Linked DNA regions of Mus musculus: region 1 is linked to region 2. Evidence: chromatin loops called from intact Hi-C (ENCODE). Cell type or tissue: left cerebral cortex. All regions are shown on one strand.

What was found. Hi-C counts contacts between places; a loop is a spot of excess contacts. Peaks named below come from ENCODE experiments on the same cell type or tissue, not always from the same donor. Only the 100,000 strongest peaks of a DNase experiment are listed, where the experiment ranks them.
Region 1: a loop joins it to region 2, with 2.2 times the contacts of the local background. A loop is called at or near these places in 3 of 42 quality-filtered maps.

What each region holds. Positions count from the first base shown.
Region 1 is chr17:31,629,702-31,637,701 of GRCm38, forward strand. It overlaps Cbs (cystathionine beta-synthase), which reads right to left and starts at 7,504. Exons shown (of 17, transcript NM_144855.3): 1 at 7,382-7,504; 2 at 3,127-3,453. The coding sequence starts at 3,326. In left cerebral cortex, no CTCF peak of the experiment used is centred here; DNase peaks (open chromatin) are centred at 3,602 and 7,576; H3K4me3 peaks cover 1,528 bases; H3K27ac peaks cover 1,022 bases.
Region 2 is chr17:31,561,074-31,569,073 of GRCm38, forward strand. It overlaps Pknox1 (Pbx/knotted 1 homeobox), which reads left to right and starts at 3,700. Exons shown (of 11, transcript NM_016670.3): 1 at 3,700-3,815. In left cerebral cortex, a CTCF peak has its summit at 4,914; DNase peaks (open chromatin) are centred at 2,881, 3,399, 3,718, 4,207 and 3 more places; H3K4me3 peaks cover 3,505 bases; H3K27ac peaks cover 2,464 bases.

The DNA of each region.
Region 1 (8,000 bases), 69 kb after region 2:
ACAGTGTACTTACATATAATAATAATAATAATAATAATAGACACAAAAGTCGCAAAAGGCATTTTAAAAAAAGAAAGAAAGACGTGCTATAAAATTACTTAAGGAGATAGTGGCATTCTGTCTACATATGCAAATGCAGAACCAGCATAGAGGGCCCCTGAGTTTATAAATGCTCGGCCCAGGGAGTGGCACTCTTAGGAGGTGTGGCCCGGTTGGGCATGGGCTTTAAGACCCTCATCCCAGCTGCCTGTAAGTCAGTCTTTTCCTAGCAGCCTTCAGAAGATGTAGAACTCTTAAGTCCTCCTGTACCAAGCCTGCCTGGATGCTACCAAGTCCCTGCCTTGATGATAATGATCTAAACCTCTGAACCTGTAAGCCAACCCCAGTTAAATGTTGTCCTTATAAGAGTTGCCTTGGATGCCGGGCAGTGGTGGCGCACACCTTTAATCCTAGCACTTGGGAGGCAGAGGCAGGTGGATTTCTGAATTCGAGGCCAGCCTGGTCTACAGAGAGAGCTATACAGAGAAACCCTGTCTTGAAATACAAAAACAAAACAAACAAACAAACAAACATAAAGTTGCCTTGGTCATGGTGTCTGTTCACAGTAGTAAAACCCTAACCAAGGCATGATGTAACTTCTCCCTAATTTACAGGGGAACTCTCGGCAGGCAAAATGGTACACTGTAATTCCAGCCCTTAGGACACAGAGACTGGAGAATCTGGTTTCCAGGTCATTCTTGCTACATAGTAAGTTTGAAGCTAGCCCGGGGATACATTGAGTCCCTGCCTGGAACATCCCTACCCAGATCTTGCTCCCTCTCAGCCTCACGGTCTCTCTCTGGGAATTCACCTGCTACAGATAACACATCTTAGTAAATTCTGTCTTCTTCTCTTTTGATCCCTGGTAAATTCTTTGATTGCTCATGCTGCCAGTCTTCAGGATGCTATTTCCCACAACAGCAAGCCACTGTCTCAAACTACAAACAGCCAGGCATGGTACCATATGCCTGTAATCCTAGTACTTGGGGAGGCTGAGGCAGGAGGATTGCTCTAAGTTCATGACCCAGGCCAATCTAGGGTCTAAAACAAGATCTCACCTCAATAACAAACAAACCCTGACTTGGAGACAATAGACCCAGCCTATCTTGCTTGGAAAATTTAACCCTCTGATCCCTCAGACTCCAGAATACCCCAATTGCTTTCCATTCAGGTCTCTGAATAACTGAAGTGCCTCCCTCGCAGGGGTAGGTCCTCGGGTATCATGCTCCCAGAGTCCCCAGAAGCCTGGCATTATTGGGCCAGCAAGGCAGAAGTGATGCCAAGAAACAAAAGGCCCAGGGCTACAAGCCTGTGACAGGTCAAGCTTGTGGCTGCAGGGCTGCTCTGCAGCATTTCAATGATAGCACAGTGTCACCAGTACGGTTTCCAGAGCAGTCTCTCCATGGCTCTCTATCCGCAGGCTCCAGAGTGGCTGCACACCCACACACTCCCATCCTGGGTTGAACTCATCAACCCTGCTTAGGGATCTGCGCCCCACAGCAAGACTTCAAGGTTTTGCCAGGATGCTGGTCCCTGGCTTCCTGCCTTCCCTGCCCTAGGCTTCTCACACTGGAGCCAAACTGATGAAATAGAAGCCTCGGTCACCTTTGGCCCCCGGTCAGGGGAGGAGTTAAGAACCTGAAGTGCCAGGGTGGAAGGAGAAGCTGTCTGAGCCCCCCCCCCCCCACCACCACCACCACCACCAACAGGCAGCAACAAGTTGGACTCAACCAGGTCTTCCAGAGAGGCAGAGTCACATCCTGGGGAAGAGCTGGACGAATTCCCTTCCCTGCTGTCCTTGGTTGGACTCAGGAAAGTGAGGATAGGCTGAGCCAAGGCCAAGATCGCTTGACCTGAACCCCAGGGAGGCCAGGCAGGGACAGCTTTAGGATACAGGGTCAGGTGTGCTCACTCTGAAAGTTATCAGGTGTTTGTTCAGGTGATGGTTCTAATCAACTGCCCGTACTTTGCCAGCACAGAAGGGCAGCTCTACGGGACCTCAGAAACCCCATTTCCTCGACAGAGCTGCCTGAAGCCTACCTGTTCCTCACTCTACAGCCACCAACCACATCAAGAGCCTCTGGAAGTGGCTGGTTTGTCTTGCCCTCATCAACCCGTCCCATCTTTCCTTGTGTCCATATCTGCCCCCATACCAGTGCCCTGAGCCAGCGCCTCCCCATGGAGTGCAGGAGCCTTCCCTAGGGGTCCCTCTCTGTGCTTCCAATGACTTCTACCAAAGCAGGGCTGATCAGCTGAGGACAAACCTGCCCTTAAGGCTGATGTGTGTAGCATGCACACATCTTTGAACAAGCAGTTCCCAGGCTCTTGGGAGCCCTTGGGGGGTGTGGTGGGGGTGGGGTGGAGCCACAGGGCTCTTACCCCCTGCTGTGTCGTCCTGGCAAGAATTCATCTGAGTGCTCCCACCTGTCTCCAGACTTCTCTGAACCAATAACAGTAAATGCTAGTGGCCACGCACAGGGAACCGGACTTCAAGGATGTAAAACACAAATGCTTTCACCTACTTGTTTGATCTTGAAGACATTAGACTAAGGCAATGAAGACAATCCTAAAAGCTTTTTACAACAGGGTGGGAACGTGCAGGGCTCCAACCTGGGTGCTTTAGAACAGGGTGGGACACTGTGCATGTTCCTAAGCCAACTACCGACTGAATGTACATGGAATGGCTTCTATAGCGTGGTGGTGCATGCCTTAAATCTCAGCACTTGGGAGGCAGAGGCAGATGGATTTCTGAGTTCAAGACCAGCCTGGTCTACACAGTGAGTTCCAGGACAGCCAGGGCTACGCAGAGAAACCCTGTCTCAACACACCCCCCCCCCAAAAAAAGGGGGGATGGTTCCTATTATCTATCAGTGCTAAGGACAGTCTTTGCCCAACCATAAAAGAAGCCCACCAGAGCCAAACACCAGTATATGTAAGCTGCAGTACCAAAGAATCACCTTTCTTAGCTTTGCCTTCACAGTTGCTACCCCTGCCCCGCCCCCACAGTAATTATAGGTATGGCCTCCACACCCCTCCCCCACCCAAGGAAATAAACCCACCATCTTGGGATCATAGACAGAGACTTACAGCACTGTGTGATAATGTGGGGAGTCCGCCATGGCCCTGCCCAGCTGCCAGGTACATCTGCTTGGGGTATCAGGCCGGATCCAGACTCGATCCTTGTCCCCTGAGGGGCCCTTCTCCAGTTGTCTCTTTTCTGAGTGCATGTCCAAGTGCTGGAAGCCCCCAGCAGAGCCATCTTCACACTGGGATGTCCCTGAAGGCATGCTGGGATTTTCAGAGGGAGCGAAGACCTGTCGTGTTAAGTCGTTGGCTCTTGAGTCCCCTCTGGGAGTGTTGGCTCCACTCAAACAAACTCAGCAAGGATGGGAGAAAAGGAGCAGGTTCCAGCTGCTGTGGGAAATGGTTTGGGTTCCTTTCAGAAGGTTAAACATAAACTACCATCTGACGCAGCAATTGAATCCCAAGGCAGAGATCCAAAACACACAAAAATGGATGTTTACAATGCCCATTCTCATGGCTGTCTCAGCCAAAAGGTGACTATTATCCTAAGTCACTGATGAATGGAGGTACAAAAATGTGTCCCGTCCATGCGACAGAATACTATCCAGCCACAAAGAGAAACAGATGGACTAGCAAGATTTTGCTGAAAGGACCCAGATATAGCTCTCTCTTGTGAGACTATGCCAGGGCCTAGAAAACACAGAAGTGGATGATCACAGTCAGCTATTGGATGGATCACACGGCCCCCAATGGAGGAGCTAGAGAAATTACCCAAGGAGCTAAAGGGAACTGCAACCCTATAGGTGGAACAACAATATGAACTAACCAGTACCCGAGAGCTCTTGTCTTTAGCTGCATATGTATCAAAAGATGGCCTAGTCGGCCATCACTGCAAATAGAGGCCCATTGGACTTGCAAACTTTATATGCCCCAGTACAGGGGAACGCCAGGGCCAAAAAGGGGGAGTGGGTGGGTAAGGGATTGGGGGGGGTGGGTATGGGGGACCTTTGGGATAGCATTGAAAATGTAAACGAGGAAAATACCTAATTAAAAAAAAAAACCATGTATTTTCATAACTCAAAAAAAAAAAAAAAAGAGAGAAACAGATGGGGGCTGTAGAGATGGCTCAGCAATCGAAAGTGCTCGCTTTACAATCATGAGCACTGGAGATCTGTACTCAGACATACACACAGATAAATCAACCTTTTTTTTAAGGGATGGACAGAGTGTTCAATGAAAGGAGCCAATCATACCTGAGATGTCATTTATACAAAGTGCACAGAATAATCAACTGTCCTATGTTTTCACATCCGTGAGGGACCCAGAACAGGTAAGCCAATAGGAATACAGTGAGAGGACACTGAAGAAAGGCAGGAGAGATGGTTGTGTTTTATCAAAAAAGAAGCCAGAGATATGTTTGGTAGAGGCACGGTATGATGTGGGGGAAGAGGGTGCCTCTGCGAGCCCATGCTGAGGCATCCCTTCCCCCTGAGGGACCAGCCACATGATGGTATAGTATAGAATAGAGTTTATTTAGGGTATAGGGAGGGGACTTGAGGGGGTAGTAAAGACAAAGAAGGGAGGGGAGAAAGTAGAGGAGTAGAGGCCAGCCATGAGCACATGGGGGGGGGGAAGGGGAAGGAGGGGGTAGAGAGGGAAGAGAAGAGCAAGAGAAAGGAGGGGCCCCAGCAGCTCCTTTTATAGTGAGTCAGGCACACCTGGCTGTTGTCAGGTAAGGTGGGGTGGAGCCTAGATAAAATGCCAACAGAGACAGTAATTGTTGAATGCACAGGGACTTTGGAGATGATGAAAAAACATGAGTCTGGGGGCTGGTGAGATGGCTCAGCAGGTAAGAACACCAACTGCTCTTCCGAAGGTCCTGAGTTGAAATCCCAGCAACCACATGGTGGCTCACAACTATCCTTAACGAGATCTGACTCCTCTTCTGGAGTGTCTGAAGACAGCTACAGTGTACTTACATATAATAAATAAATAAATAAATAAATAAATAAATAAATAAATAAATCTTTAAAAAATATGAGTCTGGTCCTATTTTTCATTCTGTAGTTGTGATTAAAACAACAATAACAACAACAACAAACATACTGACCAAAAGCAACTGCGGGGAGAAAGGATTTATTTCAATTACAGTTCCAGGAAGTGAGGGAAGGAACTGTAGCTCAGGAAGGCAGCTGGTCACATTGTTTCCACAGTTAACACCAAGAGAAAGAAAGGAACCCATGCTGCCTCCTCTGTCTAGCCTTCCCCGAGCTTACACTGTTCAGGACTCCCTGCCTAGAGAAGAGTGCAGCCCACAGGACTGGCTACTTCCGCATCAATTAATGAGCAAGTCAATTTTCTACAGACATGGCCCCCGGGCCAATGAGATCTAGGCAGTCTGTCTGTTGAGACCCCTTCTCGGATGATTCTAACCTGTGTCGAAGTGACATTTAACACAAGCCAAAGCCTTGTATAGACAACAGAAGTTGCACAATTCTGTGGACAAAGTGGAAAGGCACCCCCTCCATGTTGGCCATTTTTGCACATCAGACTAAATTGCAGATTAAAGTTATTTAGCGGTTGGATGTGTAGCTTGGTGGGAGGAGATATGGCAGTTGTCAAGTGCCAGGCCCAGTGCCAAGAAAAAAATGTGTGTGCACACAACATGTACACATTTTCTTGTTATTCCATGAAGAATGAGGCATCACAGCTTGAAAAAAATTTTATTTTAAAGCTGGGTGTCATTGTGCATACCTTTAATCCCAGCCTAGGAGGCAGAGGCAGGTGACTCTTTATGAGTTCAAGGCCAGCTTAGTCTACCTAGTAAGTTCCAGGACAGCCAGGGCTATGTAGAGATCCTGTCTCAAACAACCAACCAACCAATAAATAAATACATCTTTTAGATTTACTAATATGTATGGGGATGTTTTGCTTGCATGTATGTATGTGCACCGCGTGTGTGTGCCTGCTGCTCTTGGAGGCTAGAAGAGAGAGTCAGATCCCCTGGAAATGTAGGTACAGATGATTGTGAGCCACTAGTGGCTTCTGCAAGAACTCCAAGGGCTCTTAACCACTGAGCCATCTCTCCATATCCCCAAACTTCTGTTTGCCTAACATGAACAACTAGGTGTTCTAAGTATTCTAGATGTGATCTAGCACTCTAAAATGACGTCAGGAGCCTACCTGGCACTGGCCCATCTTATTCATTCCCTTGGTGGGGGAGGAGCAACTAACATCAAAACGCATGCGCCCAGGCGGTGGCCTAGACAGGTGCTTCTCTCCTTAGGTTCAAGAGCCCTCTCTAAACCGGGAGAGGTGGCGCACGCCTTAATCTCAGCACTCGCACTCCGGAGGCAGAGGCAGGTGGATTTCTGAGTTCGAGGCGAGGCCAGCCTGGTCTACAAAGTGAGTGCCAGGGCTATTCAGAGAAACCCTGTCTCGAAAAACAAGCAAGCAAGCAAACAAGCAAACAAACAAACAAAAGAGCCCTCTAAAAAGTCCTCTTGCTAGGCGACCCGGGCTGTAGAACTCTCCAAAACCCATGGCAGGCGCAGTTCTCCCAGTGCCATCACTTAAGCGTCCTCGTGGAACGGGAAGCCATAGAACAACCCGAACCCAAACTTGGCGAATGTGGCCCAGGGTATCCTGCTTCCCTCCCTACTCACACGGAGAGGCCGCTCTTCCAGTGGGGTTTTCCTAGGACTATGACGCTCCCGCACAGACCGCCTGGCCACTCGATCAGTGTGTGGCAGTGACGTGGGAAACTCTCCGCAGGTGTACAGCCCTAGGTCTCGCGCCCTCCCCCGCCCCAACTGGGTCCCGCACAAGGAGGAGAACCCGCTCTCCCACGACTCCGCCACCCCGCACGACACTACTTCAATATTTACCCTCACCCCGGCACCAGTGCCCCAAAGAACAATTTGCGAAACAGCGGTCTCCATCCAAAACTGGGGAAATCGATGACCCAGTTTTGTCTCTAGCGCGTCACCCTAGAACCCGGCTCCACGTTCAGAGACTAGCAGTCGTGGGACCTGAGGCCACGTGGGTGCTCAGCATAGGGCTGCGGGGAGGTCGATACTAGCGGGAAGAGGGCAATGGACGCAGGTGGCATCGAGGTGGAGGGACAAGTCAGGACGCCCCGGTGGGAGCACGGGGACCTTAGCGAGCTGCGCGTCAGGCACCGGGCTCACGAGCTGCGCGTCCAGGTACAGAGGAAGCCAAGTCCGTGCCCAGGGATGGGGAGTGCCCGCGGGCTACCGAACCGCAGCGAGGATCTCGCTGTGTGCGCGGCGTGGGAGTCAGTGCGGCCGGAGCTCACCTAGACTCGGACGCGGGAAAACGGCTCGGCCTGTGCTAGGATGGAGAGCACGCTCGGACAGGATCCCAGCTCAGATCCCAGGGAAGGGTGGCGGGTCTAGAACCAACCCAGCCACACACAACAGGCTTCGGCGATTGGCCCGGCGCCGGGGGGCGGAGGGCCGACACCCGCCAATCCTGGGCCGCAGAACGGCCTCCCACTCACCCCGCCCCCCCACACCCCTTCCCCTCTCCACCCCCACTCTGGCTCCGCCAAGCTCGGCTGGACGCCGGGCCTCCACAGCGGGGTGTCTGCTTGCTCTGGGAGTTGTGCTCAAAAGCTCGAAAGGAGAAGTTCTGCCGTCTAACACGTGTTTGTCGTGAGGCACACGACACGGAGGGGCCCCAGGTCTGTGCCCAAAGGTCTGTACCTTGCGGCACAGCCTGGCTAAGTGTCAGGGAACCTCGTTTCCCAGGACCCGATCCTCTCGAGGACGTGGAGCTTCCTAGCTTGGCAGGCTCGAGTCACACATCACTATTCTGAACGGCAGGACCTGACGCTCAAAGAGCCCAGAGTTCTTCCAAGCAACTGGCCTGAGAGGCCTGGGTCAGTGGTGTCACTGGAAGGGCGCCCCCAATAT
Region 2 (8,000 bases):
AGGTAGATGTGTCTTGCTAAAATCACTCCGGCTGGCTCTGAACTCCCAATCCTCCAGACTCACAGACTCAGCCTCTTTTATTTTTTCAAGACAGGGTTTCTCTGTATAGTCCAGGCTGGCCTCGAACTCAGAAATCTGCCTGCCTCTGCCTCCTGAGTGCTGGGATTAAAGGTGTGCGCCACCACGTCCGGCCAGACTCAGCCTCTTGAGTAGCTGAGTACCCCACACATTCATCATCACCCTCCTTCCAGACCCCCAGATCCCTTAAGGATACCCAAGGTCCTCCTCTACCCGACATGGAATGGCCTGTGTCCATCTGATACTTACTGGGCTGATATGCACACTGAAGTCCTAGTGGTCAGGGGCTACCATGTCTTTCTTTTTCTGTGAGGTCCCCTGCAAACCAGAGCGGAAGCTCAGTCCTTCAAGTTGCCGCCTTTGTCACTCTACCCTTCTGTGGGTTTTGCATGGAACACACTACCACCTGTCTGGCCTCCATCCCAGTCAATTATCTTTCTTACTGTCCAGTGTGGCTGATCTACACACAGTGTGGGTGACTAACTGGTCCCTCCCTCCCTCTGTTATACCTGCGGACATGTGTCCACCACAAGCACCTATACTCAAGAGGACTAAAATCCTCTTTGCTGTCAATGACAGTTGGGATAAAATCAGGGTAAATAAAATCTGATAAAGTTTTAGGTTCCAAAGTGAGGTCATGTCCAGGTGCTTCCTAAAGAGTGGGAAAAGCAGGTTGCAAGTTCCAAGATCATTCCTTTTAAAAATGGGAACAGATTCTACTTTTTTCTTTTTTTGGTTTTTTTAGACAGGGTTTTTCTGTGTAGCCCTGGCTGTCCTGGCACTCACTTTGTAGACCAGGCTGGCCTCGAACTCAGAAATCTGCCTGCCTCTGCCTCTCAAATGCTGGGATTAAAATCGTGTGCCACCACTGCTCAGCGAGTTCTACTCTTGAATTTCTGCATACGGTTGCTGTGTGTGTGGCTTCTCACTCATGCTCTGAAACATGGCCCTTAGGAAAGTGGTGAAGGAGCTTTTAAAATTATTTATTGTCTTAAGGATTTGTTTATTGTATTTATATGAGTACACTGTAGCTGTCTTTCAGACACACACTAGACAAGTACATTGGATCCCATTACAGATGGCTGTGAGCCACCATGTGGTGGCTGGGATTTGAACTCAGGACCTTTGGGCGAGCAGTCAGTGCTCTAAAGTGCTGAGCCAGCTCTCCAGCCATCCAAAATAATTTATTTTTATTTATGTGTATGTGTACATGTGTTTCTGTGTGTATGGACCCACAGATGACAGAGAGTGATGTAGGATCCCTTGGAGCTGGTGTGACAGGTGGTTTGTTACCTGACATTGGTGGTGGAAACCAAATTCCGGTCCTCTGGAAGAATAATAATGCTTTTAACCCCAGAGACACTTCTCCCACCCCTAAAAGTGAAGCTTTAAAGGGCATTGTAAAGACACAGAATGGGGGGCTGGAGAAATGGCTCAGCAGTTAAGAGCACTGACTGTTCTTCCAGAGGTCCTGGTTCAATTCCCAGCAACCACATGGTGGCTCACAACCATCTGTAATGGGATCAGATGCCCTCTTCTGTTGTGTCTGAAGACAGCTACAGTGTACTTGTCTTATATATAAGACAAATAAATAATATCTTTAAAAAAAGACACAGAACGAATGGTAAATAGCGTTAAATGTATAATATTCTTTCCTTAGAAGCCATCTGGATCTCAGCCCTAGGAGGAGGAGGTCCTGTGTGGTCTCACACAGGAAGCAAAGGATTCCTGGGACCTATGGTATGGTGATCTAATGACCCAACCATTGTGGGTGTTGACAACCCTGGGCAGGTGATCCACAGTTGTATAGAAATTACGATGATCAAACCATGGAGAGGAGTAACAGCCCAGCTTCAGTTCCTGCCTTAACATCCCTTGGTGACAGGCCATGATGTGGAAATAAAAACCAAATAAGCCTTTCCCAGGTTGTTTTGGTCGGGGTTTTAACACAGCAATGGAAAGCAAAACAGGATACTCTCTTTGGTTAATCCCTGCAATTTTTTTTTTTTGTTTTGTTTTGTTTTTTGTTTTTTCGAGACAGGGTTTCTCTGTATAGCCCTGGCTGTCCTGGAGATCACTTTGTAGACCAGGCTGACCTCGAACTCAGAAATCTGCCTGCCTCTGCCTCCCGAGTGCTGGGATTAAAGGCGTGCGCCACCACGCCCGGCTAATCCCTGCAATGCTTAATAACTTTGTTCTTTGAGGCAAGGTCCCTATGTATTCCATATTGGCTAGGACCTCAAAAGGTAGATAAGAATGAATTTGACCTTCTGATCTTTGTGCTTCGACTACCCAAGTGCTGAGATAACAGGCATATGTCACCATATTAAACCTGGTAAGGTTTAATGTGTGTTGGGGATCCCACCTAGGGTTTTGTGTATGCTAGGTAAGCACTCTTATCAGCTGAGCCATATCTTCAGCTCCCAAACCCAGTTTTTCAAATTTTAATATTGTTGTTGCTATTGTATGTGGACAAATGTGTGTGCATACCACACATGTGTTGGTAGTTGGTTTTCTCCTTCCACGTGGGTTCTGTGGTGAACCGAACTGTAGCTACAAAGAGAGTGATGCCTTGGGGTGTCTGTGGAGCCTTGAGGACACAGGAGGGTGTCCTACCAAACACATGCTGCGGCTTCCTCAGGCCCCTTCCAGCCAACAGTCCTGGGGTACAAGGCTCCTCCTGAGGAGTGTGGGGTCATCAGAACCGCTTTAATCTGTGTACGGATGAGAAGCACCGATCACACACTCAGGCGGCCACTGCATAAAACTGTTGCCTAGACAAGCCAGGCAAATTGAGGGCCTCTTTCGCTCTGTCTTTTACTTCGATCAGTGAAGCCACGGGGCCCGGGGTACGCTGCTGCAGATGATCTGGTTAGGCAGAGCTTCAACTAGAGACAACACTGTCCAGTCCTCCTAAGGAAAGGTCTCTTTCTTTCTTTTTCTTTCTTTTTTTTTTTTTTTTTTTTTTTTTTTTTTTTGGCCTGGAGTCCTAACGGACCAGATGTCAGACCGCAGTCACTTCACGGTCAGTCAGGAGACTGCATCCATGGTTAGATCCCAGGGCAAACATCTCAAGCGCTCAGTCCTTCGGTCTTTAAAGATGAACGCCTACCTCCTCGCGCCTACCCCAGCTCCAGAACCTTGATTGCGAGGCGCCGCTCAGAACGAAGGGCTAGAGCCGGGAGGCCCAGAATCGCGAAGGTCCTCTGATGGTACAGCCCGTACTCCCCGCCTGAGCTGCAGATGGTTCCACCCAGTTCCACAAACCTTTATCCGAAGGGAGGGAGCAGACGAGTGCGCAGAGGAGGCGTGGTCTATAGCTCTCTGGGCCACGCCCCACGGCGTGGTCATGAAACATAAGCTCTGCCTCTGGGGCGGGGCAGGCTGCTACTGGCGCCCGGGCTGGGCCGCTGGGTGGGGCCTGGCTGAGTGCGCGCAGCGGGGCGGGACCGGCCTCTGCCCCGCCCCGCTTGGGCCCTCCCCCGCCCCCTGCCTCGCCCCCGCCCCACCCGCCCCGCCCCCCGCCCGCCGTCGCGCTGGGCGGGGGCGGGGCCCGGGGTCGGCAGGCCCCGCCCCCGCGGTGAATATTGATGCGGCGCGCATCGGCGTCGCCCTCCTCCCATTGAGCGAGGCTGTGTCGCGTGGCCCGGCGTCGGCGTGACGGTTGGACGCGGGCGCGGCACTGCGGGTCCCGATTGCTGCAGCCGCTTGTCAGTGTGATGAAGATTGGCACCCAGGTAAGCTGTCACTCAACCGCTCCGCCGCCGCCGCCGCCGCCGCTCTCGCTGCCGCCGTCCCTATCAATCACACCGGCCGAGGCCGCCGCTGCCGCCGCCTCCGCCGCTGCCTCTTCCGCCGCGGGCCAGGCGGGCGGTCGGGCGGGCGGTGCCCCGGGCCGCACTTGACCCGCGCCCGGGGCGGGGGCGGGGGCGGGGGGAGGGGTGCGCCGATGGGGGGAGGGGGCGCTGAGGCCGCGGCGCGGGGGCGCGCCCGGCTTGTTTTCCTGTGTGGGTTCAGGGGCGCGGAAATTTCTCGAAGGCGGCAGGGCCTCCGCGCTGGGCCCGCTCGAAGCGCGCGCCTAACCGTCGCTCACGGAGTGCAGCTCGCGGCTGCGGGGGCGCGCGGGCCGGCGGGGGCGCGCGGCGGCGGGCTGAGGGCCGAGGGCCGAGGCCCGGGGGCGGCGCGGCAGGAAGATGGCGGCGGGGTCGGCAGCCCAGAGGGGCGGCCGGAGCCGGTGTGGGGCTTCCCGGGGGAGTCCGCGGATGGTGACAGCGTGTCGCGCGTGTCCACGGCCCGTCGGGGAGAGCTTCTCGAGGAGCGCTTGGTCCGCTGTGCCTGCTCCGTGTGTATCTGAGAAGGGAAGCGGTGCGGCTAGGAGCACCGAGCCCGGCGACGTCGCGGCTCCAGGCTCCGGAGGCCGTAGCCTGCGCGGTCGGTCCCACCGCGCCAGCCGGGAGCGCGCGGGCCACGGGGGCCAAGATTGAGCACACATCAGGGATTCTGGATAGTTGAGACGTGGGTGTCGGCTCGACAGGGAAGCCTCTTCCAGAAGTGACTTGTTTTTGTTTTATTTTATTTTTTTTAAAGATGTGGGTGATTTCCACTAAAGGATGGAAGAACACGCCTCTAAGCAGGCCTCCTGTCATAGCACTAGAAAAATGAGCTTTCCCTAAACACTCCAGGGAAGGATTTGACTGAGGCGGGAACGCGTTGCTAGCACGCTTTTTGTTGCTCATTCGGTGTCCAGGTGAGGCAGGCAAGAGTCCCTAAACCCTCCCAGCCTGTGCGGGCCATCCCGTTGGCAATAGCGCGCTGAGTCTTAGATCCACCATTGTGTGAGGTACCGTTGAAGCTTAAGGTTCTTCCTGGAGAACTTTGGCCACCAGGGCACCAGGAGTTGATGCTCCTTAAGAGAGACCCCTGTGCTTTAGGATAGAACAAGGATGGCTGGGAAGATAGCTCGGTTCCCCCCCCCCCCCCCGCCCCCAACCAGCTCTGTGATTCAGGGGGCGGCAGTTTACATTTGGTAACGTTTCTGTGGCCTTGTATCCTAACTTTAGGAGGTCCTGATTGTGAATTGTGGAAACAAAGTCACTGTAGGAGTAGTAACATTCAGTTACAAGCTTCACTTTGGCCCTGCACAGTTAAAACCAGAACTGTTGAGAGGAAAAGAGATTTGCCAAAGTTCGAAGTGTGGATCCAGGAGCTGAAACTTTCCCAGGGTCAAAAAGAGTACCAGTCATGTTGGAATAGCTCTCAAAAATATCTGATCTAGCGAGGTGGTGGTGGCACGCTCCTAATTCCAGCACTCAGGAGGCAGAGGCAGGTGGACCTCTTTAGTCTGGGCTATAGAGTTCAATCAAGATAGTCATGGCTACATAGAGAACCCTGTCTTAAAAAAAGTATTGGGCCAAAGTGTCTCATCGGAGCCCCGGATTAGCTCCCTGTGCAGCCGGGCTGAGCAGAGCTTTCCAAGTCCTTTGGGAGTGTGGTGAGGTTTCTGTGACAACTTAAATGCTTTGTGGACATGCCTCACACTGGTTTTGCTCATCTGATCTGATTGCCTTCCTCGCTGAAGATGCTTCCTTTTTGTTTTTGTCAGTTTCTGTCCTTTTTAGAAACCCATGTACATTCAGCTGTCTTTGGTAGGAATATGGATGAATGGATGTTCAGGGCCCTCTTCATGACCTGGCAAATTTTTTGTTGGCAGAGGTGACAAGGAATTCAAGAAGTACAACAGTCAGGAGAGCTTGATGTCCTGATGTGGTGTGGTCTAACAGTGGTTGAGGGTAAGAGAAGTTAGCCACAGCCTTTGGTGGGTTAGGCTGTCTTACAGTTAGCTGTGCTGAAACACAGGGAGTTCTTGTCTAGAGTGAAAGTTTCCATCTTGTCTAGAGTGAAAGTATGTTGTATGTGGTAGGATTGGTAGGATGAACAAAGTGGACTGGACAGTCATTTGGTGCAAAGCAGACAAAGGCCTGGCCACAAAGGCTGCTTCGTGTTACATTACTGAGGGTATGCCAGGTACCTCAACTGCTACAGCCCCTGCTGTTGAGCTATTGTTTAGGAAGTTCCCCCCAGAAGGCAGGCAGTGTGGCCTGTGGTTGGGAATTGTGTCTCTGATGTTCTGTGGTTCTTGGAACAGCATCATGGGAAGCGGATGGCGTAGCTTCTTACTCCAAGGATTTTCAGGGAGGTGGCGGGGGGGGGGAACATTTACAGAATCTTGAAAACCATGAGGTAGGGGATGCAGTTCACTGACGGAACTCTTGCTTTACAAAGCCCTGTCATTCCAAATATCCCTGCTCCAGATGATTTTATCATCTTGGGCCTTTCTCTGGAGTGATAGAGCGTGGCCATCCTGATGGGTAAAGTCACAAGGCCCTTCTTCCCGTCTGAGGGTAAACTGGTTAGCATGGGTTGTCAGTGCTCTGTGTATATAACATAATTTCTGTTCAGGGCAATCCTGTCACCTGAAGGCCCACCTTCTGATAGAGGTAAGCCTTCTCTGGTGACTCTGTGTGTGTGCTCACTGGGATAAGACGACAGGTGTCCAGTGGGCTCCCTTTGTAGTCACCATGTTGTCTCTACCTCATGTTCTCTCAGTCCTCACTTTTGCCGCCTTCCCTTTTGTTAGCCATGGACATGAGACTTCTGTGCTCGTTCTTCCTACACATCACCATCCGCACGGACAGCTGGGAGCTGTCTTTTTAAACATCAAACGCCCCTTCATTTTCTTGCCAGCAACCACAGTTTACTTCCTGTATGTCTGAAGGGGTCAATTTTAGGTATCCCATATAAGTGGAATAATTACTTTTGTGTGATTGACTCATTTCATTTAGCTAAGTTGCATTCATATTTTACCTTGGGTCTGCATTTCCATATTTTTAAGCCTAATAAAGTTCCATCCTGTGTATGCCCTCCATTTTGTTCATCTACCATTGCTGGAATTTTGGTTCTGCCTGCCTTTTGGCTATCATGGGTAATGTGGTCATGAACATGAATGAGTGTGCGAGTATTTGGGCTCTGCTTTCCGGGCGTTTGACACAGTCTCAGGAGTAGATGTCCACACCATGTTGGTTAAAGAACCATTGTCCTGTTTTTCCACAATAGCACTGCTCTACTCAGGGTTTCCAGATTCTCCACATCCTGGGATTTGAGTGTTTGGTTGTTTTGTGGCAAGAGACCAGAGCTTTGTAAACAGACAAGCACTCTATCCCTGAGCTCCACTTACAGCATCAGTTTTCTGTGTGGTTGGTTTTTAAATTGTCCTTGTATGTGAGATAACAATTTACTGTATAAATTGCATTTTCTAGTGCTTAGTGATGGTGAACATCTTTTCATGGATTTGACATTTGTGTGTTTTCTTTGGAGAAATATCTTTTAAATTCTTTGCCCACTTCTGAATCTAGTTTATGTGCATATACTTTATGTATAAGTTGTTAAAAGTACTTCTGTATCTGGCAATATCATATAATTTTATGCATGTTAACATAAATGTTTCTTACTTTAAAATTTTAAAGTTGGGCCAGAGAGATGGCTCAGCAGGTAAAGAAAGTTGTTTGTCACCAAGCCTGACAACCTGAGTTCAGCCCCAGACCCCACATGGTGTAAGAAGAGAAGTGACTCCTTGCAGCTTCCCTTAACCCCACACTAGCTGTGGTGTTGTACACACATACAATAAAGAGATTAATTTAAAAAAATGTTAAGTGTCACAGTTTTTTTTTTTAATATCTTATGGTTATGCCTGATATATCGGGGCCTTTGAGCACTAACTTTTGACTTTGTGTTTTCCATCTGAAAACTGGCTTTCTTCTCATCCACTCAACATGTACTCCTGGGTTGACAGGGAATCTGGTATGGAAAGGCAGCACCTGCTGGAAGAAGGGCCTGCTGGGGCCTCTTCCTGCACTGCACTGTGG